Regions from separate parts of the Homo sapiens genome. Here regions 1, 2 and 3 are each linked to region 4. Evidence: chromatin loops called from intact Hi-C (ENCODE). Cell type or tissue: HCT116. All regions are shown on one strand.

Evidence for each region. A loop is a pair of places that touch in the nucleus more often than their neighbours do. Peaks named below come from ENCODE experiments on the same cell type or tissue, not always from the same donor. Only the 100,000 strongest peaks of a DNase experiment are listed, where the experiment ranks them.
Region 1: it touches region 4 in a loop (10-fold over the local background); 25 of 110 quality-filtered maps call a loop at or near these places.
Region 2: it touches region 4 in a loop (10-fold over the local background); 95 of 110 quality-filtered maps call a loop at or near these places.
Region 3: a loop joins it to region 4, with 10 times the contacts of the local background. A loop is called at or near these places in 14 of 110 quality-filtered maps.

What each region holds. Positions count from the first base shown.
Region 1 is chr4:1,906,090-1,914,089 of GRCh38, reverse strand. All of the region lies in intron 3 of NSD2 (nuclear receptor binding SET domain protein 2), which reads right to left. Among named protein-coding and RNA genes, the nearest start is that of NSD2, 39 kb to the right of the region's middle. In HCT116, CTCF peaks have their summits at 671, 873 (motif pointing left) and 3,244; a DNase peak (open chromatin) is centred at 3,221; H3K27ac peaks cover 1,150 bases.
Region 2 is chr4:1,895,310-1,903,309 of GRCh38, reverse strand. It overlaps NSD2 (nuclear receptor binding SET domain protein 2), which reads right to left. Exons shown (of 22, transcript NM_001042424.3): 2 at 2,059-2,684. The coding sequence starts at 2,655. Among named protein-coding and RNA genes, the nearest start is that of NSD2, 28 kb to the right of the region's middle. RefSeq lists an enhancer at 4,061-4,200. In HCT116, a CTCF peak has its summit at 3,891 (motif pointing right); a DNase peak (open chromatin) is centred at 3,929.
Region 3 is chr4:2,182,857-2,190,856 of GRCh38, reverse strand. The region is part of intron 7 of POLN (DNA polymerase nu); the gene reads left to right. Among named protein-coding and RNA genes, the nearest start is that of HAUS3, 55 kb to the left of the region's middle. RefSeq lists a silencer at 4,254-4,426. In HCT116, a CTCF peak has its summit at 4,300 (motif pointing right); a DNase peak (open chromatin) is centred at 4,336.
Region 4 is chr4:1,742,523-1,750,522 of GRCh38, reverse strand. TACC3 (transforming acidic coiled-coil containing protein 3) reads right to left here. Exons shown (of 16, transcript NM_006342.3): 14 at 5,899-6,005; 15 at 5,691-5,811; 16 at 5,352-5,575. The coding sequence ends at 5,510. Among named protein-coding and RNA genes, the nearest start is that of TACC3, 25 kb to the right of the region's middle. RefSeq lists a silencer at 1,502-1,701. In HCT116, CTCF peaks have their summits at 1,729 (motif pointing left) and 4,121 (motif pointing left); DNase peaks (open chromatin) are centred at 1,652 and 4,112; H3K27ac peaks cover 273 bases.

The DNA of each region.
Region 1 (8,000 bases), 160 kb before region 4:
GATCCCGCCACTGAACTCTAGCCTGGGCGACAAAGCAAGACTCCACCTCACAAAAACAAAAGTAGCATACTCTGAACTGCAAGGACTCAAATTTACTTCCCATACAAACTGTCTTAAGATACCAAAAATAGCCTCCAGGAAAAAAGAAAACTTAACCAAGAAAGAACACAGCATAGAACTGTAGGGATCAGCCCTACAGGGCCTGTGGGTTTTTCTCCTCGTGTGTGGAGACGAGAGATGGTAGAAATAAAGACACAAGACAAAGAGATTGAAGAAAAGACAGCTGGGCACAGGGGACACCACTACCACCAAGATGCGGAGACTGGTAGTGGCCCTGAATGTCTGGCTGCGCTGTTATTTATTGTATACAAGGCAAGGGGGCAGGGTAAGGAGTGTGAGTCATCTCCAATGATAGGTAAGGTCAAGCGAGTCATGTGTCCACCAGACAGGGGGCCCTTCCCTGTTTGGTAGCCGAGGCAGAGAGAGAGAGGGGACAGCTTACATTATTTCTTCTATGCATTTCTCAGAGAGATCAAAGACTTTAATATTCTCACCAATTCTGCTATTGCTATCTAGAAGGCGGAGCCAGATGTACAGGGCGGAACATGAAAGTGGACCAGGAGCGTGACCGCTGAAGCACAGCATCACAGGGAGACGGTTAGGCCTCTGGATGGCTGCGGGTGGGCTTGACTGATGTCAGGCCTTCCACAAGAGGTGGTGGAGCAGAGTCTTCTCTAACTCCCCCACGGAAAGGGAGACTCCCTTTCCTGGTTTGCAAAGTAACGGGTGCCTTCTCAGGCACTGGCGCTACCGCTAGACCAAGGTCGGCTAAGTAACAGGTGCCTTCCCAGGCACTGGCGTTACCGCTAGTCCAAGGAGCCCTCTAGTGGCCCTGTCTGGGCGTGACAGAGGGCTCACACTCGTCTTCTGGTCACTTCTCACCGTGTCCCTTCAGCTCCTATCTCTGTATGACCTGGTTTTTCCTAGGTTATAATTGTAGAACAGAGATTGTTATAATATTTGAATAAAGAGTAATGCTACAAACTAATGATTAATAATATTCATATATAATCATGTCTATATTCTATGTCTAATATAACTATTCTTATTTTAAGTATTTTCTTTATTATACTGGAACAGCCTGTGCCTTCAGTCTCTTGCCTTGGCACCTGGGTGGCTTGCTGCCCACATAGAACTACAGAAAACAATGTAAATAACTAGGGAAAGCAGCTTAAAGAAAGTCTAAGCTTACTGCAGTGCAAAAGGTTAAGAGTGCTAGCAAACCAGAATCAAGCAGGAAAAAGGAAGATTCTAGGAGAGAGCTCCAAGGGAAGAAAAGATGAGAGAAAACAACTTTTTTACAAAGAAAGAAAATCTAAGTAGTAAGGAAGGAGGGTTAAAAGATGAGTTCCAAGAAGCAGAAAGGGAAGATGGGACTCAAACCCAGGTTTTCATTTTTTTTTAAGGAGAAAAAATAACTATATAAATATATAAATAGGAGAAACTAACTTCATAATAAGGATGAGTTTTAAGGATGAGGAGATGAATACTTGAAAAAAATTAAGGCTGTATGGACAACATAGTGTATGATTTCAAAAGAAAGGCAGTAATTAATTCCAAGGGAAACAAAAGGTTTTACAAGAAAATGCAATTACAGAACATAACTTGGTTTTTCACTGAATGATATTTACATAGTCAAAATTATGTAAACACTTATTTTTCATTTATTACAAATAGTGACTTAATTATATGGGGAGAATGGGGGGAAAGAAATAGAAAATGGCTGAAGAGTTCAATCTTCATTTTCCATGATAGAAAGTTAACAGAAAATGTCTACATGAGAAATCAAAGTATTAGAAGTAGAAGAAAATGATGAAAGAGATAAAAATAATTACCTCTGGGGAGGAGAGAGGAAGGCAGGGGATGATTTTTCACTATTAATCTTTCAGTACAATTTGACTTGTTTTTAAGTGTTCAAACTTCTTTGATTTGAAAATACCTAAGATTCAAGGATATGTCAAGGGATTTGTGACTTCTTCCATTACTTTAAAACTTTGTAAGAACTTTTCTTAGTAATGAAAATGAATACAGGTATGTTATAGCATTTTTATAATAAAGAAAACCTGTAACAGCACACACAATATAAAATTAAACCATGTTTATAAATAATGACACAGATAAATGCTCCTTACATGTCAGGTGGGAAAAAAAGCAGAAGAGATTATTGTAATCTGATCCCAAGTTTGTAAAATAAATGAGTGTAACATTCTGAAGTTCTTTCCCATCTAGAAACCGGATAACATAACCGAATTTTCTACTATTTTTATGGGTTTCTTTAATCCATAGGAACTATCCTTTGGTCCAAGTTGAGAGGTGAATATCTCACTGTTTTTATTTTACCAATAATTAACCAGTTGTCCCAGTACTATGTTATTAGTAATCCTCCCTTCCTATGCAATTTCTTTCTTTCTTTTTTTTTTTCTTTTTTTTTTTTTTTTTTTTGAGATGGCGTCTCGCTCTGTCGCCCAGGCTGGAGTGCAGTACTGCGATCTCGGGTCACTGCAACCTCTGTCTCCTGGGCTCAAGCGATTCTCATGCCTCAGCCTTCCCAGGAGCTGGGATTACAGGCGCCTGGGACCACACCCAGCTAATTTTTGTACTGTTAGCAGAAACAGGGTTTCATCACGTTGGCCAGGCTGGTCTCGAACTCCTGACCTCAAGTCACCCACCTGCCTTGGCCTCCCAAAGTGCTGGGATTATAGGCATGAGCCACTGCACCTGGCCCTCTTCCTATGCAATTTCTGATGTTCATTAATCACCATCTGTATAAAAATGCAAGTCACTGACCTCCCCACCTACATCCCCTTCGAAGAGAACCTGGCTTCTACTAACAGTCCTGGTACCTAATTTTGTACTGTGTTCCTTTTTTCCCCATCACAGCCCATTAGACTACAGGTAGTTTGTGACTCTCTGGGCTCAACTAAGCCAGAGTTTCTCTCCAGATTTTGTGGAGCCTGTTAAGTTCCATGCATGCAAAATGAACCCCACCAAGAGACAAGGCTGCCTCAGAGATAAAGCTCCAGGGAGGGAAGAGAAGCCATAAAGATGCAGACAAGGCCAGGTGTCTGCGGAAGCCAAGAATGGAGCACAGGAGCAAAGTCACAACGACATGAGACCACAGAGCTCCCTGGGAAACAAAGGACAAGCATGACCATGCCTGAGTTTCCCAGTTCAGTCTCTGGAGGGCACCAGAGCCCCAAAATAGGTAAAGCAGAAACTGCCAGAACTACAAGTAGAAAAACAGCAAATCCACAATCCCATGGGAGATTTTAACACATCTCTCAGCAAGTAATAGAACAAGCAAGAAACAAATCAGTAGGAAGATAATACCATCAAACAGCACAAGACACGAGAAAGCCAGATTACCTGCAATATTTTTAGAAAATGCCAGAAGCATTTTTTTTCCTATATAAAGCAAGGAGGGTTAATTCCTAACATTCCCTTCCATAACACAGAAAAGGTGACAACAAAAATCTCCACAACAGAAAATTACTTGATTCCAGACCACAGTTACCTAAAGAGACCAGTGAGTGTAATATCTAAAACATATAGTTATCTTCTGTTTCCAACTTAAAAGGTTGAGCCTTGACCAGCCTGGCCAATATGGTGAAACCCCATCTCTAGCAAAAATACAAAATTAGTCGGGTGTGGTGACACATGCCTGTAGTGCCAGCTACTCGGGAGGCTGCGGCAGGAGAATCACTTGAACCTGGGAGACAGAGGTTGCAGTGAGCCGAGATTGTGACACTGCACTCCAGCCTGGGTGACAGAGAAAGACTGTCTCGAAAAAAAAAAAGGTTGAGCCTAAAAGCTGCTAGTCCACCTAGGTGCCCTGGTAGATACTAGCTAACACAGGTTCTGCTGCTGTAAATTACAACAATGCTATTAAGACTTTCATTAACTTAAGATTTCCAAAGGAAATTTTGATTTCCAAAAGAATCTAGATTGAGCTGTAGCTTATGAGTTATGTTCACTTTTGCATGTATATTATACCTCAGTTTTCAAAATTTAAGTATATTACTAAGATACACGGATTCAAACTGGTCCATAAATCCCAAGCATGATAAATAATTTTTTTTTTTTTTAACGGGTGCCGGGCGCGGTGACTCACGCCTGTAATCACAGCACTTTGGGAGGCCGAGTTGGGCGGATCACAAGGTCAGGAGGTTGAGACCAGCCTGGCCAACATGGTGAAACCCCAGCTCTACTAAAAATACAAAAATTAGCTGGGCATAGTGGTGTGCACCTGTAATCCCAGCTACTCGGGAGGCTGAGACAGGAGAATCGCTTGAACCTGGGAAATGGAGGTTGCAGTGAGCCGAGATCATACCACTGTACTCCAGCCTGGACGAGTGAGCAAGACTCCATCTCCAGGAAAAGAAAAAAAAAAAGGATAGGAATAGAGGATAGAAAAATATAAAAGTACTGGCTTCACAGGACCCATGCTCAGCCCACTCCACGGCAGGAGCTATCTCTTCTTCACATCCCTGTCCTTCCAAAACAACGACACTCACCACTCACTGTCTCATTCTCATCATGGGGTGCTGCAGGCCAAGTGTTGGAGAATCAAAAATGGACCCAAGAGCTCCACTTGGAGCAAGGGCTCAGCACTGCTTGGAGACCTACTGCACAGAGTTTCCCTTGCAAACTCTGTCTCCCAGAGCAATGAACACAACCAGCGACCAGACCTGGGCTCCTACATACTATTCTGTACTCAAAGAACCTAGGCCTTCTCTGAGAAACGGCTGATGCTAGGGTTGGGGGGGGTGGTGGGAAAAACAGTACAAGATGAGCCTGGAACATCTTGTTGTACCAGAACGTAAAGAGGTGCTCAAGGGCTGACGGGGACATGTCAAAGGCATACAACTTAAAGGAACTTAATAGAACTCCCACTGGTCAAATTTGGGACAATGTGAGGATTTAAGAAAATAAGAACTAAAATATATAACTCTTTTTTTTTTAGGGAGGAGCTCATTTTCATAGAAAAATGACAACTAAAATGTAGAAAGTGCAATAATAGCCAGTTACCATTTAACAAGTCCATGATGAATCATCAAGGACTGCTAAAGCCGTGGCTGCTGGGGACAGGTATGGTGGCTCACACTTGTAATCCCAACAATTTGGGAGGCCAAGGCAGGAAGAAGATGACCTGAGCCCAGGAGTTTGAGCCTGGAGTGAGCTATGATTGTGCCACTGTACTCTAGCCTGGACAGAGCAACAGAGCCAAGACCCTATCTCAAAACAACAACAACAAAAGCTACACTGTTGGGACAGACTACAAGCACAGCCCACAGGTCCCTCATTAGTGACAATGGGGACCTGTGCCTTTCCACAGAGAGCTCTGGTGGTCATCGCCTACCAGGGGTGGGTCAGCTGACACATAAGCTCCTCCTGATGTGGTCTGACTAGCACTCTGTCCTTCCCTCACTTCTCTTTGTTCTGCTCACTTCCTTTGACCCCTTTTCTTTTAAGATTATCTGAATCTCCTTTCAGTTGGAGGGTTATCTACCCAGGCTTGACTCCTTCTGAACTGCTTTTCAAATGTACAGTATCTTTTATACTCTAATGCCTTCACACACACAAAAAAGTATATTATCAGTCTTCTGAAGTAGGTTTGCTTGTGCCTCCTACTCTACATCCCACAATAATTCCTAGAGAAGCCGACTGCTGAGGTGAGGCAGGCCACTGCCCAGCCTATGCTGGTGCAGGACACTCCCTTCTTCTGTACACAGATCTTTAGTAAAGGGCCAAAGCTACCTTTCAAGGTTCCAACTGTGAGATCCAACCTGGCCTTTCTGACCTAGGTCTGATCATGAGAAAGCTAAAGCAGTCATGAGGAATTGGGGATTGGGAGTGCTGTTCTAGACTAGCAGAAGCTAAAGAGGCACAACCACCAGATGCCGAGTATGCATCTCAACCCTGAAGTACAGAAAAAGACAGGTAGGGGCCTGCTGGGGACACGCCCTACACCTGCTCTTAGCACAGCAACAGATCTTGTTACTGATGTGATGTTTCCCGAAATGCGGCTGGTGCTGAGTCAATAAGGAAACTGTCCTTGTTCTGACGTATTTGGGGGTAACAGTGCCACGAAAGCTACCAGCCATCATGCAACAAAAGAGATGGAGGCTAGGCACAGTGACTCATGCCTGTAATCCCATTGGGAGGCCAAGGTGGGTGGATCACAAGGTCAAGAGATCAAGATCATCCTGGCCAACATGGTGAAACCCCATTTGTACTAAAAATACAAAAATTAGCTGGGTGTGGTGGCGTGCACCTGTAGTCCCACCTACTTGGGAGACTGAGGCAGGAGAATTGCTTGAACCCAGGAGGCAGAGGTTGCCAAAATCGTGCCACTGCACTCCAGCCTGGCAACAGAGTGAGACTGTGTCACAAAAAAAAAAAAAAAAAAAAAAAGAGATTCAACAGGTAGAACAAGATGTTTCAAGGTGGAGAATCTAGATGAGGGGATAGGTGTCTGCTGTGCTGTTTTACTTTGACTTGAAAGTTTTTAAAATAGATTAAAAAAATAGATCAAATATTTCACACATACACAAAAAAAGCTAGAATCCAAGTATACCCATTTGGCATTATGTTTTGAAAACTGAGGGAATACCTGAGGACATGAAAACACTTAAAAACAGATACAAAAGTATTAAAATTAACCAAACACTAGGTGGCTGCAGGGTTAATAACTGGTCAAACATGAAGGTTTTCAGGAAGCAGCTATAGAAGAAACCAGGGGAATGGGAGTTGAAACAATAAAAACTCAGGTTTTAAAAGTAAAAGTGAGGATAATGACAATTGCTAATACGAGCATCCGGTGGTCACTGCATTAAGACCTTTCCATGAAGGTGATGGTATCATCTTCCTCATTTTCATATACAGGGAAACTGAAGCTTAGCGAGATTAAGTTCATTATCAAGATCAGCCAGCTAACTAGACCCTGGCAGGCTGATTCCTGAGTCCCAGCCTCAACCGCAGAGAGTAACACAACGGTGCCATAAGCACAAGAGTGAAAGCACTTAGCCACAGTGCAAGGTCCCGGAGTCAAGCAAAGAAAGAGAGATGAGGCCGGGCACGGTGGCTCACGCCTGTAATCCCAGCACTTTGGGAGGCCGAGGTGGGCAGATCACTTGAGGTCAGAGGTTTGAGACCAGCCTGGCCAATATGGTGAAACCCCATCTCTACTAAAAATACAAAAATTAGCCAGGCATAGTGGCACACACCTATAATCCCAGCTACTCAGGAAGCTGAGACACAAGAATTCCTTGAACCCAGGAAGCAGAGGTTGCAGTGAGCTGAGATCGCGCCAGTGCACTCTAGCCTGGGAGACAGAGTGAAACTGTGTCTCAAAAAAAAAAAAAAAAAAAAAAAAGAGAGAGAGAGAGAAGTAAAAATGGCAGTATATCTGAATGTCAGAGAAGCTGTTGCAGACTACAGGAATTACTTAACTCCAAGGCAGGGAAAAGATGCAATGATATATAAGTTGGGCTGCGGCACTGTGGCTCATTTCTGTAATCCCAGCACTTTGGGAGGCCGAGGCAAGCGGATCACTGGGGCCCAGGAGTTTGAGACCAACTGGGCAACATGGTGAAACCCCATCTCTACAAAAAAAACACAAAAATTAGCCAGGTGTGGTGGCACGCACCTGTAGTCCCAGCTACTCAGGAGGCTGAGATGGAAGGATCACCTGAGCCCAGAAGGTACAGGTTGCAGTGAGCTAAGACTGCGCCACTGCACTCCAGTTTGGGTGATGGAGCGAGCCTCCATCCCCAAAAAAAGAAATTAAAAGTAATAAGCCCTAATAGGAAGAACAAGGAGACTTTCAAAAGACTACTTCAGTTTCACAGGCATGAGAGGCTAACAGCTAAACATGGCATCATATAAATAAGTAAATATCCCCAGACACTAAAAAGGAAATCAGTAAGAGCTGCTTGTGT
Region 2 (8,000 bases), 150 kb before region 4:
GTTCTGCTCTCCAGTGGAAATAAGCACAGCCAGCATGGCCCCAACCCTCCAAGGGTGAATCTCTAGCCTTGCTCAAGAGCACTATACACATGAGTAAATTGTTCCACTGCCTCAGGCCTCAGTTTTCTCACCTGTAAGCTGAAGAGGCCGGCCCAAAACCTTGCCATAAGCATGCTGGTGAAGCCTGGCATGAGCTGCCACATGACACATTTTCATGTTTTTTTGATCCTCCCATCTCAGCCTCCCTAGTAGCTGGGACCACAGGCAGTGCCACCACGCCCAGCTAATTTTATTTTTTATAGAGACCGGGTCTCGCTATGTTGCCCAGGCTAGTCTTGAACTCCTGGGCTCAAGCAATCTTCCTGCCTCAGCCTCCCAAAGTGCTGGGATTACAGATGTGAGCCACCCCATCAGGCCTGACATACTTTCAGAACAGCTACCAGATTACTGCACAGCAACCCAGGTTTACATTTATTGACCCCACTCTCCAGAGGAAGAGTCAAAATTCAGGTTGAGTTACTCAAGTTTTAACAAAACCAAGGGACATGGCTAGGAATAAAAGCCAGATTTTTTTGTTTGGTTTGTTTTTCAGTTGGAGGAGAAAGAAAAAGCCAGCTCTGATGCAGGAACATCGTTTGAGGTCAGGAGTTCGTGAACAGCCTGTGCAACATACCAAGACCCTGTCTCAAAACAAAACAGCTAGGACTCTGACAACTTGCACAGGCCTCTTCCCAAGCAAAAGCATGAGGTTCAATACTGCTGTGGGCACTTCAAAAAATCTTTGTAGGCTGGGCATGGTAGCTCATACCTGTAACTCGAGCACTTCAGGAGGCAGAGGTGGGAGGATCGTTTGAGCCCAGGGGTTTGAGACCAGCCTGGGCAACACAGCAAGACCCTGTCCTACAAAAAATAAAAAATTAACTGGGCATATAGTGGTGCACACCTGTGGTCCAACTACTCAGGAGGGTGAGGTAGGAGGATCACCTAAGCCTGGGAGGTCAAGGCTGTTGTGAGCCATGATCACACCACTGCCCTCTAGCCTGGACAACAGAGACCATCTCAAAATAAATAAATAAATAAATAAAATTTAAAAACTTCACCACTGCCATTACATGAGCGAGAACTAAACAGCTCCTGAGTAATCAAAAAACGTTTTTTTAACCCTCAAAGCTCTTCATTATTTTAACAATTTCAAGGAGTTACAACTAAAAAGCAACACCCTATAGACCACCAGATGAACAGAGACTGCTGCCCCATCAAGAGTTCCTTCCTTCTGCCAAAGCCATGGCCCCTTGGTTGTTTCCTATGGCTTATACTCATCCGAGTGTCAGGGCCATCCCGAGTGCCACGTGAAGGCGTGGAGACACCATCACCAGGCAGAATGGAGCAGCACCACCACACCTTTCCATCGCAAGTTAGGATAAGGAAACACTCATTCGCTTGTGTTCAGTGTGCTGGGCTCTGCACTGGGAACCAAGAACAGGAGGCAAAAGACACATCCCTAGGCCTCAGGGAGGCAGGCCATCTGCTGGACCACCTGGCTGAGGAGACAGTAAGTGGACACTGGACCACAGGGTAAGGACAGCGGGAGCACCTCTGCACAGCTCTGCTTCCCACTCATCAGATGGTGCAGACTTAAGAAGTCACACTCTAGAGCCCAGCCTGTCTCCACTGACCACATCAGGCTAAAGAACACCTTGGAGATGAGATCCATGAAAAGAGTGTAGCCTGACGTTGTCAAGCAAGGGCTCTGAAACTGGCAGAACCACGTTAAGAAACAAGCTTTGCCTCTTTTTAGCCATTTGAATCTTGAACACTTAGCTCACCTCTCTAGACCTCTCAACTGGCTCAGCAGCCAGCTGAGAACTGAGGAGGCAGTGCCAGGGCATCCTGGAGCCCACCCTCCAACCCAAAGCCAGGGCTCAGGCAAGTGGCTGGAAGTACCAGGCCTGTCCTCACCTTCTCCGCCCGCCCCAGTACTCGTGCAGGTGCCCTCATAGGGTGGCCATGCTCACTGCTCAAGGTCACATGACCCCTTACACAACGTCTCCTAAATACCTTTTTATCTGAAGGACTTGAGATCTTAGACACAAGAGCTGCTTCGACAAGGCCCTGCTCCAGCAAGGAGTCATATTTTATGCTCCTCTTCCTGTTCCTTCTCGCCTTGTTTTCTGGTTTTTGTCCATTTTCTTCTGACTGAGACACATCAGCAGCACTGTCACCACAAATGGAAGATTCAAAGAGAGGCTTCCCATTCATGTATGTTTTGGTGATTTTCAGCTTAATTTCTGGAGAGCCATTTTTGATAGGGGTAGTGTTAGGGGGTGTCCCAATCCCTTTCATTTCCTGGGACTCAAAACGCAGTTTGGCATCGTGTGCGCCGGGTTCTCCATTAAACACCCGGGAAGTAAGATCTTTCAGCTTGTCGGCTGGAATAAAGGGCAGGGCGTCGTGGCCGTTAAACTTCTGCATGACCCCCTCCTGCAGGCTACTGGAGAGCTGGGCTTTGCTGAGGAACACAGAACACTCGCGGTTCACCTCGCAGCTCGGAGTCTTCCCGTTGGCACTGCCGAGGATTTCTGGTGCCTGCTTCATCTTTATGCACTTTACAACACTCTGAACAGAAAGGGGACTCTGCTTGATGCTAAATTCCATCCAGCCCAGATGCTTCCGTTCTTAGAACACTATGGTATTAAAAAAAAGAAAAAAGAAAGAAAAAGCAATTACATTTAAAACCTAGGATAGGTATGCCAGGACCTCTACAGCTTTGTGGGGTCTGATTTTCTTTGTAAGCAATTTATGATGTTTTTATAATAATTCAGGTCACAGAAGGCAGTTTTAGTATCACAAAAATTACACGGAATCACAAAATGATAAAGCTGAAAGAAAAAGGAATCATTTTTTAAAGGAAGAACATGAAAGTCAGTCAAGACAGCACACTCCAGTCATACCACTAATAATCTACAGTGTGGCCATGGACACATAACTTAACTTGCCAATCATCCCTGAAACACAGATTTCCACCTGTCCACCAACATATACTTAAAAGAGCTAATATGTGTGAGGCAGCTGGCATAATGCCAGGCCTATGCAAAAGGACAACAGGGAATAGCATAAAAGCAAAATCAACACTAACAGGAAAAGAGCTCATCCCAATCCCTCCTGTTACAGCTGAGGTATCAGGCAGAGGCTCAGAATGTGCCCAAGATGACCTGGTCAGCAAAGTCTAAAACCAGATATTCCAACTCCAAGCACAGGATTAGCTCCAGGTTGATGAAAATAAGAAGCAAAAAGCCAAGAGTCTCCAAGGGTGAAAGCAATCCCAGTCAGGTCTGGCTATGCTCAACCCAGTATTCTTATCTCAGTCCACTAATCCCCTCCGTGTTCAGGCCTAAATTAAACAAGAAAGAACACAGCAGTAAGGTCACATTTTTTAGCTACTACCTGAAGATTAACTACTTGAGAACAACACTGCTGAGCCACAACACAGGTTACTTTGCCAGTGCACCACACTGGCCAGTGAGGCCCACGTGCAGAAGGGGCAGTTTAGGAAGGTAACTCGCTGCAGCATGCTGGTGTGGGGTCTTCCCTGCAAAGCTACAGTCCCTAATCTGAGACATCTAGTGAAGGGGCCAGAGCCCCAAAACACAGCTAGGAATAAGAAACAGGTAGGCACCCGCCCCAGCTGGGAAGGCATCTCTCAGGAGTACACCATCACAAGCTCCAACAACAGCCCTCTGAGAAGCCAGAAATCAATAGCATCAGACACTAGGGAAAATCTGAGTACAGTAAGGACCAGAGATGCCCGTGGACTAGAACAGCGGTTCTCAAATGGGGAGGATTTTGTTCCCCAGGGACACTTAACCTCATCTGGAAGCATTTTTTATTACCACCACTAGGGGGCGGACCCTGACCTCTGATGGGTTGCGGTCATGGATGCTGCTGCATCTCCTGCAACGCACAGGATGCCCGCGCAACAGGGCTATGCGGCCCGAGATGTCCACAGTACTGAGGTGGAGGACACCTGACGTGCAGCAATAGGGGGCTGCTGGTGTCTGCAACCCGCAGTCTCCACAGAAAAGCAGACAGCTGAGGAAGGAGACAGGAAAAAAAGAGCAAATGTAAAACCTTGAAAAAATGTTGAAGTCCCAGTTCAGCTTCATGTGCTCTGGACAACTCTTTAACACCAAAACACATACAAATGTGTTCTGTCTGACCCGCACAATTTCTTAAAAAGGTAGATCAAAGTCAGTTCCTCTTCCAGCTCATATCATACCAACTGTCCCAAGGTAAAAACTATAACCCTGGACAAAACATAAAAAACCACCTCCTGAAGGAACTGAGAGCAACCAAAAGCAGAGAGAAAATGGACGGAACCAACTGTTGAAAGAAAGGGAACAGCACTGGGTGAACTCCATTTTGAAATGTGTGACTGAGGAGAGTTTGAAGCAACTGTAACAACTATAAAATGAGGGGGGAAATCTCAAGGAGAGAGTCTCAGAGGGGAGTCCCAAATTCTGCCTATAAACTCTGCCCAAATTCCAGGCTGATTCCAAGCAGCCTAGTTTATGAAATAACTGAAAAGAGATTCCAGCTGCTGGACAAAAAAAAAAAAAAAAGTGTGTTTTTTGTTTTTTGTTTTTTTTTTTTTAGACGGAGTCTCGCTCTGTCACCCAGGTTGGACTGCAGTGGTGCGATCTCAGCTCACTGCAACCTCCACCTCCCGGGTTCAATTCTCCTGCCTCACCCTCCTGAGTAGCTGGGACTACAGGCGCCCACCACCACGCCCGGCTAATTTTTTGTATTTTTAGTAGAGACGGGGTTTCACCGTGTTACCCAGGATGGTCTCGATCTCCTGACTTCGTGATCCGCCCGCCTTGGCCTCCCAAAGTGCTGGGATTACAGGCGTGAGCCACCGCACCTGGCCACGAAACCATTTTTAAGGGGAATGTGGTCAGGCTTTGGGAGGCCGAGGCAGGAGGATCACTCAAGTCCAGGAATTCAAGACCAGCTTGGGCAAGACAGTGAGAGCCCATCTCAACAAAAAATACAAAAATTAGCCAGTCGTGGTGATGTGCACCTGTAGTCCCTGCTACTCAGGAGGCTGAGGCAGGAGGATCGCTTGAGTCCAAGAGGTCAAGGCTGCAGTGAGCTATGATTGCACTACTGCACTCCAACCTGGATTACAGAGCAAGACTGTAAAAAGAAGGGGGAAAAAAAGGAAGCAGAGCCTCACAGATCTGTGGAACAATATTAAAGGGTCTGGAGTTCCACCCAGAAGGAGGAGGGAAAAAAAAAGGCAAAAATATTTGGAGAAAACAGTGGTCCTCCAAAAGTTCCCCAATTTAATAAGACACAAATGTACAGATTCAAGAAGTTCAGCAGCTGGGTGAGGTGGCTCATGCCTGCAATCCCAGCACTTTAGGAGGCTGAGTCAGGTGGATCACTTGTGGTCTGGAGTTCGAGGCCAGCCTGGCCAACATGGTGAAACCACAACTCTACTAAAAATACAAAAATTAGCCAGGCTTGGTGGCACACACCTGTAATCCCAGCTACTTGGGAGGCTGAGGCAGGAGAATCGCTTGAACCCAGGAGGTGGAGGCTGCAATAAGCAAAGACCACGCCACTGCACTCCAGCCTGAGTGAGACTCTGTCTCAAAAATATATCAATAAAAATAAAAATAAAATTTTTTGTAGAGACGGGATCTTGTCTTGTTGACCAGGCTAGTCTCTAAGTCCTGGCTTCAAGGAATCCTTCCCAAAGTGCTGGCATTACAAGCAGGAGCCCCTGTACCCTGCCAAACAATTTTTTTTTTCCCTTGAGACAGGGTCTCACTACCACCGAAGCTGGAGTGCAGGGCAATGGCACAATTTCAGCTCACTGCAACCTCTATCCTTCAGGGCTCAAGCAATCCTCCCATCTCAGCCTCCCGAGTAGCTGGGACTATAGGTGCACCCCACCATGCTCAGCTAACTTTTTAACCCTTTTTTTGTAGAGATGGATCTCACTATATTGTCCAGGCTGATCTCAAACTCCTGGGCTCAAGGGATCTTCCCATCTCAACATCCCAAAGTACTGGGATTACAGGCATGAGACACTGCACCCAGCCCAAACCACTTTCCTTTTTTTTTTTTCCTTTGAGACAGAGTCTCACTCTGTCACCCAGGCTGGAGTGCAGTGGTATGATCATGGCTCACTGCAACCTCTGCCTCCCAGGCTCAAGTGATCTTCCTGCCTCAGCCTCCTGAGCAGCTGTGAGGACTACAAGGCACTTGCCACCATGCCCAGCTAATTTTTGTGTTTTTGTACAAAGTCTCACCATGTTGCCGAGGCTGGTCTCCAACTCCTGGGCTCAAGCGATCCACCCGCCTTGGCCTTTCAAAGTGCTGGGATTACAGATGTGAGCCACCATACCCGGGTTTAACTATCTTTCTTATGTTGGGGAAGGCAAGGAGAAAGAAAAGAAAAGAGAAGAGAAGAAAGGAAAAGAAAGAAAGAAAGAATGAGAGAGAAAGAAAGAAAAGAAAAGAAAAAAAAGAGAAGAAAGAAGGAAAGAAAGAAAGAGAAAGAGAGAAGGGAAGGAAGGAAAGGAAGGAAGGAGAGGAATGGAAGAGTTCGGGAAGGAAGGGAGGGAGGGAGGGAGGCCGGGCACAGTGGTTCACTACTTGTAATCCTAGCACTTTGGGAGGCCAAAGAGGGAGGATTGCTTGAACCCAGCAGTTTGAGATGAGCCTGGGCAGCATAGTGAGACCCTGTCTCTACAAAAAATAAAATTAGCCAGGCACACTGGCGCACATCTACAGTCCCAGCTACCCGGGAGGCTGAGGTGTGAGGATGGCTTGGGCTCAGGAGGTTGACACTGCAGTGAGCTGTGACCACACTATTGCACGCCAGACTCAGCAAGACCTTGTCTAGCTACACTGCCTAATGCAAAGCAATAGAGAGAATCTCCAGGTCTAGAAATGAAAAGGGAACAGCAGTCTGGAGCCTCATAGGCTGCAGGCTGCCCATGGCAGGACCCCAGGGTTTAGGTGCTGGGGCTTGGCAGCCGGAATACAGAAGGGAGGTGCAGGACAGGGGCTTGGGCCTGACTGGGCTGCCTGCACAGAGCCCGAAGGAGAGGAGTCATGGCGAGCAGCTGGCTGCCGTGATTAGGAGCACCAAGTGTGGAGCTGCTGTCTGGACTAGAATCCCAGCTCTGCCACTTACTACACTGTGGGACCCCGGCCAAGAGCCTCTACCACTCATCCTCACTCCATGTCCTGAGGACAGAGGACCCACCTTGCAGGTACTTTCAAACAGTAAGGAGGAAAAGAAGCCACCACCAGGCAGAGGACTTCCTCATCACCAGGTGAGTGTCTGTGGTCACAGTGCTGTCATCATCACCTGAGCCCCTCTACCAGCCAGCCCAGGGCTGGGCCCTCAGCAAACACCCACCAGAGGCCACTGGGGTGACAGAGCCACCCTTGAGAAATGTGAACCCCAAGCCTCCGCCTAAGAAGGCTAAATCCGGAGACCAAAAAATGTCAAAACAGGTCTAGAATGAGTGACACTGGTAGGACCTGCAGGGAAACCTGAGAACTGCTCATGGGGAGCCCCCCTCTCCCCGGGAGAGCCACTGAGAGATGCCCCTGAGGTAAACACAGCCTCCCACCAGCAGTGAGAGATCCTCCAGGAGCCAGGCATGGGACAGTATGGAAGGTCTTCTACAGGAGAACAGGAAATTACTGTTTTCATGATTTGCAGACTTGGAAAAAAAAAAGTATTGGTATTGAAATTAAAAACTCAGTTGAGTTGAATATAGCAGACCAGGCACAGCTAAAAATATAATAGATTAGAAGATAAATCTGAGAGAATCAGCAAGGAAAAGGGCTGATAAAGAGATGAAAACCATGTAAGATAAATTAAGACATAACATTCATGAATGTTTCATTCTTTCAAATATAAAGTGCCTACTATGAGCAAGACACTGATTTTAGGTGTTGGGATTATAACATTG
Region 3 (8,000 bases), 440 kb before region 4:
TTGATGAAAGTCGTTTTAAATTGGGGTGAGATGATATCTCATTGTGATTTTCCTTGCATTTTTCTTATGATTAGTGATGTTGAACATTTTTAAATATTCTTGTTGGCCTTTTGTATATCTTCTTTTCAGAAATGTCTATTCAAATCATTTGCCTATTTTTAAATCATGTTTTCCCCCTATTGAGCTGTTTGAGTTCCTTTTATATCCTGGTTGTTAATCCACTATCAGATGGATAGTTTGCAAATATTTTCTTCCATTCTGTGAGTTGTCTGTTCACTCTATTGTTTCCTTTGCTGTACAGCTTTTGCTTGATGTAATTTCATTTGTCTGTTTTTGCTTTTGTTGCCTATACTTTTGAAGTTGTAGTAAAAAAAAAAAAATCATTGCCCAGACAAATGCACTGGAGCATTTTCCCAATGTTTTCTTCCAGATGTTTCATAGTTTCAGGTCTTAGATTTAAGTCCTTAATCCATTTTGATTTGATTTTTGTATATGGTGAGAGATAGGAGTCTAGTTTCATTCTTCTGCATGTGATTTTCCCAGCACTTTTCCCCAATATATATTCTTGGAGCCTGTCAAAAATGAATTGGCTGTAAATGTGTTGATTTATTTCTGGGGTCTCTATTCTGTTCCATTGGTCTGCGTGTCGGTTTTATGTCAGTACCATGCTGTCTTGGTTACTATAGCTTTGTAGTATAATTTGAAGTCAGGTAGTGTGGGTGATTCCTCCAGCTTTGTTGTTTTTGCTCATGATTGCTTTGGCTATTCAGGGTGTTTGGTTCCATACAGATTTTAGGCATTTTTGTCCTATTTCTTTTTTTTTTTTTTTTTTTGAGATGGAGTCTTGCTCTGTTGCCAGGCTGGATTGCAGTGGCGTGATCTCAGCTCACTGCAACCTCTACCTCCTGGGTTCAAGTGATTCTTGTGCCTCAGACTCTGAAGTAGCTGGGACTATAGGCACTCGCCACCACACCTAATTTTTGTATTTTTAGTAGAGACGGGGTTTCACCATGTTGGCCAGGATGGTCTTGATCTCCTGACCTCGTGATCCACCCGCCTTGGTCTCCTAAAGTGCTGGGATTACAGGCGTGAGCCACCGCGCCTGGCCTTTTTGTCCTATTTCTGTGAAGAATGTCATTGGTTGGTATTTTGATAGAGATTGCATTGACTCTTTGATTGCTTCATGTAACATTGATTTTTTTTCTTTTTTTTTTGTTTGAGATGGAGTCTCTCTCTGTCGCCCAGGCTGGAGTGCAGTGGCACAATCTTGGCTTACTGCAAGCTCTGCCTCCTGGGTTCACGCCATTCTCCTGCCTCAGCCTCCCAAGTAGCTGGGACTACAGGCGCCCGCCACCATGCCTGGCTAATTTTTTGTATTTTTGGTAGAGACGGGGTTTCACCATGTTAGCCAGGATGGTCTCGTTCTCCTGACCTCGTGATCCACCCACCTCAGCCTCCCAAAGTGCTGGGATTACAGGCGTGAGCCACTGTGCCTGGCCGGTAACATTGATATTTTAACAATATTAATTCTTGCATTTCCTCACTTTTATTCTATGTAAGTCTGTATAAGTAAAGTGGGTTTCTAGTAAGCAGGAAATAGTTGTGTCTTATTTCCTTATCCATTCAGCTATTCTATGTCTTTTAATTGAAGAATTTAGTCCATTTACATTCAATGTTATTGGTAGGTGAGGACTTATTACTACCATTTTGTTACTTGTGGTTAAGTGATTTTCTCTGGTAGTATCTTTTAATTTGTAGCTTTTTGTGTGTGTGTGTATTTATTATAGGTTTTTGCTTTGTGGTTACAAAAACCAGTAATAAATACACTAAAAATAAAAAGGAGCCTTACAAAAAAAATCTTATAGTTATAACAAGTTGTTTTAAACAGATGACAACTTATCTTTATTTACAAAGAAAAGAATAGAAACAAACAAATAAAGGAAAAACTAAAAAATCTTTACACTTTAATTCCACCCCCTACACACATTTTGACTTTTTGTTGCCTCGATTTATGTGTTTTTATATGGCCCATCTCTTAACACGTTACCATAGCTATTACTGTTTTTTATAGATTTATCTTTTAATCTTCACACTGGAGTTATGGTGGATTGCATACCACAATTTCAGTGTTAGAGTATGCTGAGTTTGTCTGTGTATTTACTTTTACCAGTGGGTTTCAATCCTTCAAATGTTTTCTTTTTGTATGTTCGTGGTTTTTTTTTGTTTTGTTTTGTTTTTTTGTTTTTTGTTTTTTTTGAGATGGAGTCTCCTTCTGTTGCCCAGGCTGGAGTGCAGTGGCGCAATCTCGGCTCACTGCAAGCTCCGCCTCCCAGGTTCACGCCATTCTCCTGCCTCAGCCTCCCGAGTAGCTGGGACTACAGGCGCCCGCCACCAGGCCCGGCTAATTTTTTTGTATTTTTAGTAGAGATGGGGTTTCACTGTGTTAGCCAGGATGGTCTTGATCTCCTGACCTCGTGATCTGCCCACCTCGGCCTCCCAAAGTGCTGGGATTACAGGCGTGAGCCACTGCGCCCGGCCCGTGTTTTTTTCTTTCAGATTGAAGAACTCCTTTTAGCATATCTTGGAAGATGGGTCTGGTGGTGATGAATTTCCTCAGTTTTTGTTTGTCTGGGGCTTTATCTCTTTTTCACGTGTGAAGGATAGCTTTGCTGGGCACAGAATTCTTGGGTGACAGTTGTCTTTTGTTTTGTTTTCCTTTTTATTGGGGAGGGGTTGGCAGGGAGATGGGGTCTCACTCTGTCACCCAGGCTGGAATGCAGTGGTGTGATCATAGCTCACTGTAACCTCAAATTCCTGGGCTGAAGTGATCCTCCTGCATCAGCCTTCCAAGTAGTCGGGACTATAGGTGTGTTCTACCACACCCAGATAATTTTTTTATTTTTATTTTGTAGAGACAGGGGTCTCACTATGTTGTCCTGGCTGCTGTTGAACTCCTAGCCTGAAGCAATCCTCCTGCCTTGGGCTCCCAAAGTGTTGGGATTACAGGTGTCAGCCACCAAGCCTGGCAGTTGTCTTTTCTTTCAGCACTTTGAATAGGTTATCCCACTCCCTCCTTCTGTTGAGAAACCTGTTGCCAGATGAATTGGAGCTCCTTTATATGTTATTTGTTCTTTTCTCTTGCTGTTTTTGGGGTCCTTTCTTTGTCCTTGACCTTTGGGGGCTTGTTTATTATATGTGTAGTGTAATATAGGGTAGTTATATTTGGGTGATTATAGGGTAGTTTTATTTGGGTTTAATCTGTTTGATCTCTGGCCTTCCTCTACCTGGATATTTATATCTTTCTCAAGATTTGGGCCAGGCGCAGTGGCTCATGCCTGTAATCCCAGCACTTTGGGAGACTGAGGCGGGTGGATCACTTGAGGTCAGGAGTTCGAGACCAGCCTGGCCAACATGGTGAAACCCTGTCTCTACTAAAAATTCAAAAGTGAGCCGGGCATGGTGGCACATACCTGTAATCCCAGATACTCGGGAGGCTGAGACAGGAGAATCACTTTAACCCAAGAGGCAGAGGTTGCAATGAGCCAAGATCAAACCATTGCACTTCCGCCTGAGCAACAGAGCAAGACTCCATCTAAACAAACAAACAAACAAAACAAACAAACAAAAAATTTGGGAAGTTTTCTGTTATTATTTTTTGAATAAGCTTTCTATTCCTTGCTCTTGCTCTGCTTCATCTTGAACACCACTAATTCTTAGATTTGCTCTTTTGAGGCAATTTTCTATATCTTATAGGTGTCCTTCTTTTCTCTTCTCTCTTTTCTTTTTACTCCTCTGTGTCTTTTCCAGTAGTCTATCTTCAGACCCACTGATTGTTTTCTCTGCTTGATCCATTCTGCTGTTGAGAGCCTCTATTGAATTTTTCAGTTCAGCAAATATATTTCTCAGTTCCAGGATTTCTGTTTGATTTTTTAAATTAAGTCAACCTCTGTTAAATTTTTCTGATTAATTTCTGGGTTTTTCTGTGTTATTTTAGAGATCACTGAGTTTCCTTAAAACTGCAATTTTGAATTCTTGATCAAAGAGCTTCACTGTCGCCATCCTGTTAAGGTCAGTCACTGGCTCCTTGCTTTGTCTGGTTTGAGAATGTCATGGTTCCCCACTTGCTATTATTTCTTGTGAATGTACGTCTATTTCTTTGCATTGAAGGATTCGTTTTTTTGTTCCAATCTTCTCTGTCTGGTTTGTTTTGGTTTTTTATTAGGTATGTTTGCTCAGAGATTTTTGGTCAATATACCTGTTAAATATCTTTTTGTTTTTGCTAGGTCCTTGCTTCCTTTTCAGCACTAGGTGGCACCTTAAGCCCAGGTGTGCCTCGGCTCTAGCAAACTTCAGAGCGCTCCCCATCCCTGATGAGGAAAGTCCCTAAGGGAATACCTCGCAGTATGGGAAGGCTAGCCGGGAGTTCATGCCCAGGGGACCTGTAGGATGTACCTCCTACAACATGGTCCTACTGACCAGCCTTTCTGATTTGGTGTCTCCTCTGTCTATGGTACAGAGCCGAGTGTCTGCTAGTCTCTACCACTGCCCATTTCTGGCTGTCCTCAGGGATATTTCTCCCTTCAGACACTCATGATGCTTCCTGTGGATTGTGGCAGGGACGGGTCTCCTGCCAGGGGGCCCAAGATGATGGGAAAGTTGATTGTCCACCTCAGTCTCACTTTTTTCAGTTTAGTAACTGAATTGGGAGAAGTTTTTCTACATGTTTGGTGACTGGCAGATTGGGGAAGGGACATAAAGTCTGATTCTCTTACTGTCTGCATGGAGTTTTTTCACTTCTGTGTGGCCTTGGAAACTGTGTCATCCTTATATTTGGGTTCTGGGATATTGCTGGTGATAATCTTGGTGCTGTATATTGGTTTTTGCTTTTTCTGTGAAGGAGAGTGAAGCCGGCTTTCTTGTGTTCTACCATTTTGGTAACATCACTCTATTACCAATAATCTCTTTTTATTATTAGCTGTCTAGTCAGTGTTTGCACTTCCCTAGTTGTTCTATAACTGTTTTTGTTTATTTGTTTTGTTTTTTTACAGTTTGTTTTAACTGGGGCCCAAAGCCCGTAACTTGTATTTCTTTTTGTTTATTTGTTTGTTTTTGAGATGGAGTCTCGCTCTGTCACTCAGGCTAGAGTGCAATGGTGCAATCTTGGCTCACTGCAACCTCTGCCTCCTGGGTTCAAGCAATTCTCCTGACTCAGCCTCTTGAGTAGCTGGGATTACAGGCACGTGCCACCATGCCTGGCTAATTTTTTATATTTTTGGTAGAGAGGGGTTTCACCATGTTGGCCAGGCTGGTCTCGAACTCCTGACCTCAAGTAATCTGCCTGCCTCGGCCTCCCAAAGTGCTGGGATTACAGGCATGGGCCACCGCGCCCAGCCAGGTGTGCTTGTATTTGTTAAGCCTCTTTTCATCTATATGTTCTCCCTTCCTCTGTCTTACACTCTTGCAGTTGTTTTGGTGTTCAAGAAACCAGATTGTTTGTCCTGTAGAATTTCTCACAGTCTGGATTTTACTGAGCACATCTCTTTCTTCTCATTTAATATGTTATCTCTCTTCTATTTCCTGTAAATTGGCAATTAGATCCAGATGCCTGATCAGATTCAGGTTAGATTTGGGAGAGAAAGACTACATAAGTGTTGTATACGTTTGTCAGGAGGTATATAATGTTTGGATGTTTATCTTTTTTTGTGATGTTAGAAGCTACTGCTTGTCATTGTCTAGGTTCCTTAATTGCAACATGGTGATATTTAAGATCTATTATGCTTTCTTCATTTATTAGCTATAACACTTACATAAAGAGAAATCCCCTTTTATCATCTATTTGGTTACCCTAAGTACACTTCATATAGAAAAGCCAAGATAAAATTTGATTATTTTCCTTTATTTACCCGTTTTCAAAATAATGAATTGTTTCATAGAATCACCAAAAGGTGATCAAAAAAAGCCTTTTTCATTTTAGTATCATTATGAGCATATGGATTTAAATATATTTGATATGTTTTGACACATTGCACATGATCTTTGATGAGTTAGGTGAGCCTTTGTCATACAAACCTAGTAATCTGGGCATCTTCTTTGATTTGTGGTATGGTAGGATGTTTCCAGGTCATCTTGTGCATTTCCTGCTCTAGACCTGAAATTAGCCATTTCTTCAAGGAGCCCTGTTACATTAGTGAAAATGGCATTTAGAGACCAGAATCTGGTCACTGGATATGTACCTCACTATTAGGTTGACTTTTGTTACCAGGCTAAGATGTTTGTATTTTTTTTTAAGATAAAATATACTGTGAGTTCATACTGATATTTCTAATTCATGTTCAGGATGACAGGGTTTTTACTTAACCTTATTGATCTCCTTTAAAACATACTGAAGAATCCTTTGTACTTGGAGGTCAGTTTGGCTGTATATAAGATCACTGGTTTACATCTTTCTTTGTATTTCTAAAATATGCTATACTATTGTTTTTTGGCATAAAGTGGTGCTTTCAGAAAGTGTGGTGAAAATCTGATTCTCTTTCCCTAATTAGTGACTTGGTCTTTTTGTCTGAATGTCCAAAGGTTTTTGTTTGTTTTGTTTTCCTTTTTTTTTTTAAAGTCTAGTGTTTTACTAGACTGTGTCTTGGTGTTGGCTGTTTTGGGTCAATTTTGCAAGATATGTATGTACCCTTAAAAAAAAAAAAAAAACTTTGGCTGGGCACGGTGGCTCACGTCTGTAATCCCAGCACTTTGGGAGGCGGAGACGAGTGGATCACCTGAGGTCAGGAGTTCAAGACCAGCCTGGCCAACATGGTGAAACTCCATCTCTACTAAAAATATGAAAATTAGCCGGGCATGATGGCGTGCGCCTGTAGTTCCAGCTACTCAGGAGGCTGAGGCAGAAGAATCACCTGAACCTGGCAGGCAGAGATTGCAGTGAGCAGAGATCTCGCAAGACTCTGTCTCAAAAAAAAAAAGAAAAAAAGAACACCTTGTAAATAGCTTTCTGGTATAGCTTTAAAAAATAGCGGTTTTATTAAGATATAATTTCATACCATAAAATTCACTCTTTAACTGTACAATTCAGGGGTTTTTCAAGTAATCACAGAATTGTGCATCTATCACCACTACATAATATCAGAACATTTTTGTCACCCCAAAAAAAAACCCTGTACTCCTTAGCAGCCACTCCCCATCCCCCCTTTCTCAGACTCTGGCAAGCACTAATCTGTGGTTTTTTGTCTCTGGAGTTGTGTATTCTGAATATTTAACATGAATAGAATTGCACAATATGCAACCTTTTGTCACTAGCTTATTTCATTTAGCCTGATGTAGCTTTTTGTTGTTGTTGGTTTTTAACCTAGTGTTTTAAAGGTTCATTCAAGTTGTGGCATGTATCAGTACTTTATTCCTTTTTATGGCTGAATAATATTCATATTTTGTTCATTCATCAGTTGATGAACATTTGAGTTGTTTTCACTTTTAGCTGTTATGATTAATGCTTCTATGAACTTTGGTGTAAAGGTCTTTGCGTGGACATATTTTCAACTTGCTTGCGTGTATATCTAGAAGAAGTAGAATTGCTGGGTCATGTGGTACTCTGTATTTAACATTCTGAGGAACTGCCAAACTTGTTTCCAACAAGGCTGCACCATTTTAACCAGCACTGTATATAGCACTGTAACTTCCCCACATCCTTGCCCAATACGTGTTCTTGTGTATCTTTATTTTAGTCATCCAAGTGGATGTGAAGTGTTACATCCTTATGGTTTTGGTTTGTATTATACTGATGCCTAATGATATTGGACATCTTCTCATGTGCTTATTGGCCACTTTTATATCTTTTTTTGGGGAAATGTCTGTTCAAATATTTTGCCCATTTTAAAATTGCATTGTCTTTTTATTGTTTATTTGTAAGAATTATTTATATATTCTAATATGAGTTTATTGTCAGATATACAATTTGCAAATACTTTCTCCCAATCTGTGACTTGTCTTTTTAGTTTCTT
Region 4 (8,000 bases):
CTGGGAAGGAACTCCCTCTGGGAACCCCTTGGGCTCAGAGCAGCCCCGGCTCTGCCCATACAGGTGCGCCCCTGCAGACGCCCCCTTGGGATGGTGTCCACACCGTGGCTCTGCCGGAACAGCCTCCCACATCCCCAGTCTCTAAGTGTGGACGGACATGGGGCCTTTGGACACCAAGTGGCCGGGCCACCACTTATCAGCAGAGGCAGCCCCCAGCCCACACAGGAACCCTTTCTTTGAGGGTCCAGAGGCCCGGGGCCTGAGTGTCTCACTCACAAACAGCCCTCCTCTGCCCACTGTCCCTCAGAAGCAAACATAAGTGCATCCCCCCGCCCCCTCCTCTCTCTGCAGAGTGGGCCCCAGAGCTCCTGTGAGCTCAGCCAGGTGGGGCCGTCCGTGTCAGTGGGGTTTGGGGAGACGGGTGCGAATGGACATCGAGGGACAGAGGAGACACAGGGCAGGGGCCCCGCCCACCCTGATGTCTGCAGGGGCTCTAAGCCCTCACCTCACCCCTGCTGGCCTGGAGGGAGGGGCCTGAGTGGAAGGGAGGCGGGGACTGGGGGCGGGGACCGTGGGGTGGGGGTTCCTGGAGCCTGCACAGTTGTTCCTTCATTCATTTGACACACTTGCAAACTGTGCAGCCTCAGCCTGGTGTTTGGAACCGGGCTGGGGCAGACGCGTTCGAGGGGCTGTTTCTTGGAGTCTGGTCCATGCCTGCAGAATTGCAGAGTTGGAGGACCCAGTGAGTACCACTGGTGGTTCAGGCTGTAGAGCGCCATATCCCCAGCCACCCAGTTACAGGGTGTGTTCCCAGAACCCAGCTGGGCAGGGTTGGGTAGGGAGGGAGGGATTGGGCCTTGCCAGGGCCCCCCTGTCCTGCAGTCCCCCTATCAGGCTAGGCCAGACCCTCAGCTAGCGAGGGTGCCTGGTGTGCTGCCTCCAGCCCTGCATGGCCTGAAACCTCCCAGTCCCCAGCCCTGCCCTCCACAAACCTCCAGGGGTCTGGTGAGTGTGCAGGGTCCAGGGAACAGAGGGGAGGCAAAGTCGCAGTGAGGGGCTGGTGGGGAGGGGGTGGTGAGGAGGGGGCATAGTGGGGAAGGGGGAGGTGGGGGGGGCTATGCTGAGGAGGCAGGTGAGGAGGGGGCAGATGGGGAGGGGGCATGGTGGGGAGGGGGCACAGTGGGGAGGGGGCGTGTTGGGGAGGGGGTGCCTTGGGGAGGGGGGGCAGTGGGGAGGGGGCGTGTTGGGGAGGGGGTGCATTGGGGAGGGGGCGCAGTGGGGAGGGGGGAGGTGGGGAGGGGACAGGTGAGGAGGGGACAGGTGGGGAGGGTTCGTGGTGGGGAGGGGGCAGGGGGAGGGAACAGGTGGGGAGGGGTCGTGGTGGGGGGACAGGTGGGGAGGGGGCGTGATGGGGAGGGGGCACGTTGGGTGGGGAGGGGGCACGGTGGGGAGGGGGCGTGGTGGGGAGGGGGTGCGGTGGGGAGGGAGAGCGGTGGGGAGGGAGAGCAGTGGGGAGGGGGCAGGTGGGGAGGCCCTGTGGGGAGGCCTGGTGCGGGCCCAGGTGGCTCCTCGTCGCCCCAGGGTGGGGGCCCCTCCTGGAGGCCTGTGGCCAGGCGGTAGGAACAGCCTGGCAGGAGTGCGGTCGCGCCGGGTCTGCAGAAGGGGCTCCGGTGGCCCAATGGCGCCCCCTGCAGGCTGTTGGGGTCCAAAGGCTCAGGCAGAAGCCCCAGGAGTTCGGGGTCCCCAGAGCTCGGGGGCAGCCAGGACGTACACGTTCCACCCCTCCAACCCACGGCACAGGTGGCACGCGCACCTGCTACTGGAGCACACCCCAAGGAAGGCCTGGGCTCGGGCAGAAGCCCCTCCTTGGACCTCGTCCAGCCTCAGCCCTGTGGGGACAGGGCTTTTCCCTCACGTGCTCCAGCTTCCTGAGCGGCTGCTGGCCCGGTCCTGCCCCTCACAGAGCTCCCTAAGAGAGACAAGGGATGTGCGCTCAGCCCACCAGGGCAGTCCGGCGCGGCGCCGGGGCTTAGTCCCCAGGCCTCCGGGGGTCCTTCCCAGAAAGTGGAGTGATGGGCTGGAGGAGGGACCTCCGGCAACCACGTGGGCTTGCAGCGACCCTCACTGGCATGGACCTTGGGGACCGAAAGGGGTCTGGGGTTCAGCCTGGGCTGGGGACAGCTCCTGAGTCCATGGGAGGGTGATCTGGGTCTGCCTGCAGGCTGGGTGAACTCTCTCCCGGGGCTCAGGCTGGGTAGGGCAGGGTGGGGGCTGCAGAGGGGTGCCTGGCAGGGAACGCTCGGGCTGTGGTCAGCTTGTCCTGGCCTATCTCCCTCGCCCCCACCCCCTCTTCCATCCAGCCTGGTGGCTGGCGGCCCCTGGAGAGAGCATGGGGGCATGGGAGTGAGCTTGGAGGGGCAGCCCCACCGGCCCTGTTGAAAGGGTCTTGACCAGCCCAGGGAGGCAGCTGCAGGTTCCACTCCTAGGTGGCCTTAGAGGGGTGGGGGTGCCCCACAGACCTAGCTTCTCCATGTGGGCTGAGCCCTGCACTCCCCTCGGGATTTGGATATTGGCTGCAGGGGGAGCTGGGCAGTGGGTGGGCACCAGGCTGGACAGCCCCTCGGACGGCGGGGTCTCATCCTGCCTGGGACCAGATGGCTTGCACCACAGACACGTGTTTCTCTGGGTTCTGGAGGCGCCAAGTCCGCCATCAGGGTGCTGGCGGGTCAGTTCCTCCAAAGTGCTCTCCCGGCCTGCTGCCTTCCCGCAAGGACACTAATCCCAGCAGACCAGGGCCTCACCCTCACGACCTCGTCTAACCCTCACCCCTCCTTCCAATGGGGCACGTCGGGGGGGTGTTTCTGAGCCCTGCCCTGAGCTGTGGGAAGGGCAGAGCCGAGCGCTGCCTCCATGACTGTGTATGAGGACTCCCACGGAGGCAGCCCCCAGGACAGCTCCTGTTTCCTTGAGCCCCCCACAAGGCGACTGCGTGGATGTGCAGGGGGTCCGGGGCTGCGGAAGTCCAGGCCACGGCTGCGTGCCCAGCTCAGGTCATGTTTACCAGGCAGGCCAGTGCCAGGGCCCCCGCCCGGCCTCGCAGCCCTGAGTTAACTCAGGCTCCAGGATAAACACCCATTCAGCCACACAAGGCCCCTTTGTCCTGGGAGAGAGGCTCCCGGCCCAGGACGCTGCCTGGTGGCCGGTGTCCTCGGCGCGGCCCCAGGCCCGGCCAGGTGCCCTGACACGTTCAGCCGCCCTGCACGGCCTTCTCCGGGCAGGCTCCCGGCTTGGCTCAGAGAGGCCCCAGCAGGGGACAGGGCCCTGGGCAGCTGTCAGAGGAGCCAGAAGGCCAGACCGGCAGGGCTGAGTGAGGAGGAGGACCTGGCAGCCGCCTTGTGTCCTGAGACCTTGTCAGAGCAGAGCTGACCCGGCAAAGAGAGGTGGGAGTCCTGCGGCCGGACATGCCTGTGGGCAGCGGGGAGGCCGAGGCGGGCCGTGCTGCCCATAGGGCAGCTGGTGAGCTCTGGAGGCTCGAGGGCCCTTCTTCTCCCCCATATCCTCAACCCCAAGCAGGAGAGGGGGCCCACACCCTGTGCTTGGCCCGTCTCCCCCGGCCAATGGCCACTGGTCTGTGGGCCTCGGTTTCTCGTCTGTGAAGTGGGCCACGGAAGGCTCTCAGAGGCCCCTCAGCCAGGGATTACACCCTATTGTTACCCAGGCTCGGGGCTGAGATGGGGGTTGCTGCCCACGGGAGGGAGGGGCGCGATGGTCCTGGGAAGCCAGTCAGGAGGTGCCGCAGGAGCACAGGTGGGCTGTGGAGGGGGAGGGAGTGGCCCCCAGGCCCCCCTGAGGCTGGCCCAGTCCCTGCCCCAGCCGTGACTGGCCATGGCCCGCTGTGGCCGTCCATCCCTGTGCCAGGCCCCCTCCTCCAAACGTGCTAAGAACAAATGCACCCTCATGCCCTTGGGGACACCCCACTGGCCACCCAGGCTGAAGCCCCTGCCCGCCCCTCAGCCTCCCTGGCGGTCCATGCGGCTTCTTGGCACCCGTGCCCCGCCCCTTCAGGGTGTCACCCACCTGGTCCGGTCCCTGCATGGCCCATGGCGGCAAGCGACCCCTGGCGGCGGCTGGGGGTGTTGTTGCGCCCACCCGAGGTCAGTACTGCAGTGCTGCTCACCAGGCCAAGGGGCAGACTCGCAGAGCCTTGGAAGCAGGTCCTGGGACTGCAACCCCCAGGCTCAGACACTACTGGGGCCAGGTGACTGCGGCCAGATCTCGGCCTGGGTCCCTCCCTATGTGGGGAGCCCCACTCTTCACTGATGGGAGAAAACGGCTTTTCTGGACGGCGTGATCTGGGCACAGCAGCAGCACCGACCCCTGGAAACAGGTTACAGCGTCAACCCTTGGTCTTGCCTGGCCCCTCAGGAGGCCCTGGCCCTCTGGCTGGTGCTGGGGTCCTAGGTGCCATGGCTGAACCCAGTGACCAGCATCTCTCAGCTCGGTACCCAGGTTCCCGGGATGCCCCAGCTGGGCCAAGCCTCTGCCTGACCAGAAGGGCTCCTGGAACTGCCTTGGGTTCCAGTGTGCCTGTCTGAGTTTGAGATCCGCAGGACGGGACTGCTGGAGATGGGGTTAGGGTCGGGGAGGAAGCCCTGCCGTGTGGAGACAGAACTTCCTCAGGGAAGCCTGTTTTGCTCTGAAGTCTCCACGCCCCCAAGGACGAGGACGACAGGAGCTGAGCAGCTGCACCTGCAGGGGGCCTCCCTCCACACCCACACCCAGGTGAGCGCTCAATTAGCTGGGGCTGCAGGCTCGCCAGGTCGGCACCAGAATCAGAGCCACCGGCATGCATGCCTGGCTGTTCACAGTTTTTGTTTTATATGAAAACTTCCCCGTCTCTACTAAAAATACAAAAAATTAGCCGGGCGTGGTGGCGGGCGCCTGTAGTTCCAGCTACTCGGGAGGCTGAAGCAGGAGAATGGCGTGAACCTGGGAGGCGGAGCTTACAGTGAGCCGAGTTCACGCCACTGCACTCCAGCGTGGGTGAGAGACTGTCTCAAAAAAAACAAAAAACAAAAAAACAAACAAAAAAACGAGTCCATTTGGACTTTGATGTGTGTACCTGAGGCCAGGACCATGTAGCCAACCCGAGGTGGCCGGGGCAGACTGGGCAGGCCTGAGCCTCCTCTATCCACTGGCTGTCCCTGCCCCTCGGCAGGGTGGCCTGAGCCTGGGGTAGGCAGGGACCAAGTGGCCAGCTCTGAGGGGAAGGGAGGGCACCTGCGGGTCGGCTCAGCCTCAGGCTAGAGCTGGGAAACCTTTGCTTCATCAAGACCAGAGCGGCTTCAGTGTTTAAATTGAAAGGAAACTTTTATTGAGTCATGTTTTCAAAGCAATCTAGTTTTTAAAAAAGTTGAAGACAAGACAGAAAAAAGAACATGACACCTAAGAGAATCAGACAGGACAGACAGACGGGAGCAGGGGGGCGGGGACAGCGGCTCCGTGGAGGTCAGATCTTCTCCATCTTGGAGATGAGGTCGTCGCAGATCCTGGTCAGCTCCTCGTTCTCTTTAGTCTGGAGGAGGAAGATGAGTTGCGGGGCTTCTCCCTGCTTGGAGGGAGCAGCAGGCCCAAGGGCCTTCTAGAAGGTGCTGCCAGACGGCCCCTTGAGCTGGGCTTCCCGCACCCACCTTCTGCTCCACTGTCTTCTCCAGCGACTGGATGCGCATCTGCTCCTTCCTCAGGCTGGCCTGGAGGGCCAACGCTTCCGCCTGGGCCTTGCTCCGGACCTGGGCGATCTCCTCGTTTGCCCTGGAGGGGTAGGGGCGGGGCAGAGGCTGAGCTGGGGCCCAGGTGCTCAGATTCTCCCTCCAGGGTGGGGCCTCGCCCAGCACTCACAGCTGCAGCTTCTCCTCCGCGTGGGCCTTCAGGGCTTGGTACCTCTGGCCCTCCTGGGTGATCCTTGCCAGGTAATCCTCCACGCACTTCTTCAGTGACTCTTCGTTCTAGGAAGGGGCAGGCATTAGCTGTGGGTACCACGCCGTCTGCTGGAGAGCACCCAGGCTTGGTGTCTGGGGACCTGCAGATCCTCGAGGCTGTCTGGGGCATCAGCCGTGAGCCAGTAGCTCCCGTTTTCCTTTTGGAAAAAGCCCCTTCACACAAGTTCCCAGCTCACCCCCTCTGGAGGTTCAGGACAGCCCTGGCTCTCCACCCTGAGATGCCGGGCCTGAACCTGGTGCCCTCACGGCTGGGCCCCCTCCTGCCACACCTGCAGCCTCTGCTGGCACCAAGTGCTGCTGGAAAGTGGGATGCACCTGGGACCACTGACAGCCCAGCCCGTCTCCCTCTGGAGCTGAGCCCTGTGCTTTGGGGACAGGCAGGGGAGGCCAGCAGGAGCCACATGGTTACCCAGACACGCCTGCTCCTCACAGGCTGCTGCCCCCTCTGGGGGCACCTTCCGCTCAGTGACTGAGAAGCCCTAACTGAGGGGTTCCTGGGTCCCCGAGTGGCCTCTGCTTGGGAAGGCTCAGCCTACCTGCCTTCTTCCTGCAGTGCCCCCAGCGGCCTCACAGCCCAGCCATCCTCACTCCTCTGTCGCAGCCCTGTATCCCAGAAGCACCCTCAGCACTGCAGCCTCTCCCTGAGCCCCTACCCAGCATGCAGCCCCTGATGTCCTGCGGAGGTCACGCCTCCCTTAAACCCACAGCACTGTGTTTCTCTGCTGTGGAAAATTCCCAACAGCGTCTGTCCGGGAGGCGGCATCCGGAAGCTCTCACGTGTGCACAGGTCAAGCCTCCCGCCACAGCGGCGTCTCTCCCTCTGGCTCTGGGGGCTGCCGTCCACACACTGGTTCCCAACTCAGCCTCTGCTTCCCTCATCTGACCTGTACCCTTTGAATTGTTAATGTTGTTAACTGTGTACCTGTTAGAAATTTCCATTTGGTTCTTTTCTAGTTTCTGTTTTTTTTTTTTAGACGGAGACTCACTCTGTCACTCAGGCTGGAGTGAAGTGGCATGATCTCGGCTCACTGCAACCTCCGCCTCCCGGATTCAAGCGATTCTCCTGCCTCAGCCTCACAAGTAGCTGGGACTACAGGTGCGTGCCACCATGCCCGGCTAATTTTTGTATCTTTAGAAGAGACAGGGTTTCACCATGTTGGTCAGGCTGGTCTCAAACTCCTGATCTCGTGATCCACCCGCCTCGGCCTCCCAAAGTGCTGGGATTACAGGCGTGAGCCACTGTGCCCAGGCTTTTTTTTTTTTTTTTTTGAGACGGAGTCTCGCTCTATCGCCAGGCCATAGTGTGATGGCGCGATCTTGGCTCATTGCAACCTCCACCTCCTGATTGATTCTCCTGCCTCAGCCTCCCAAGTAGCTGGGACTACAGGTGCCTGCCACCATGCCCAGCTAATTTTTGTATTTTTAGTACAGAAAGGGTTTCACCATGTTGGCCAGAATGGTCTTGAACTCCTGACCTCATGATCCTCCCGCCTTGGCCTCCCAAAGTGCTGGGATTACAGGCATAAGCCGGCCTAGTTTTTCTGTATTTTTTGTTTTCTGAGAGAGTCTCGCTCTGTCGCCCAGGCTGGAGTGCAATGGTGCCATATCGGCTCACTGCAACCTCTGTCTCCCAGGTTCAAATGATTTTCTGTCTCAGTTTCCTGAGTAGCTGGGACTATAGGTGCACACCACCATGCCTAACTAATTTTTGTATTTTTTTTTTTTGAGATGGAGTCTCACTCTGTCGCCCAGGCTGGAGTGCAGTGGCACGATCTTGGCTCACTGCAACCTCTACTTCCTGGGTTCAAGTGATTCTCCTACCTCAGCCTCCTGAGTAGCTGGGACTACAGGCAAATGCCACCCTGCCCAGCTAATTTTTGTATTTTTAGGAGACGGAGTTTCATCATGTAACCCAGGCTGGTCTCGAACTCCTGACCTCAAGTGATCCACCCGTCTCGGTCTCCCGAAGGGGATTCTTTTCTAGTTTCAAGGTCTCTATTG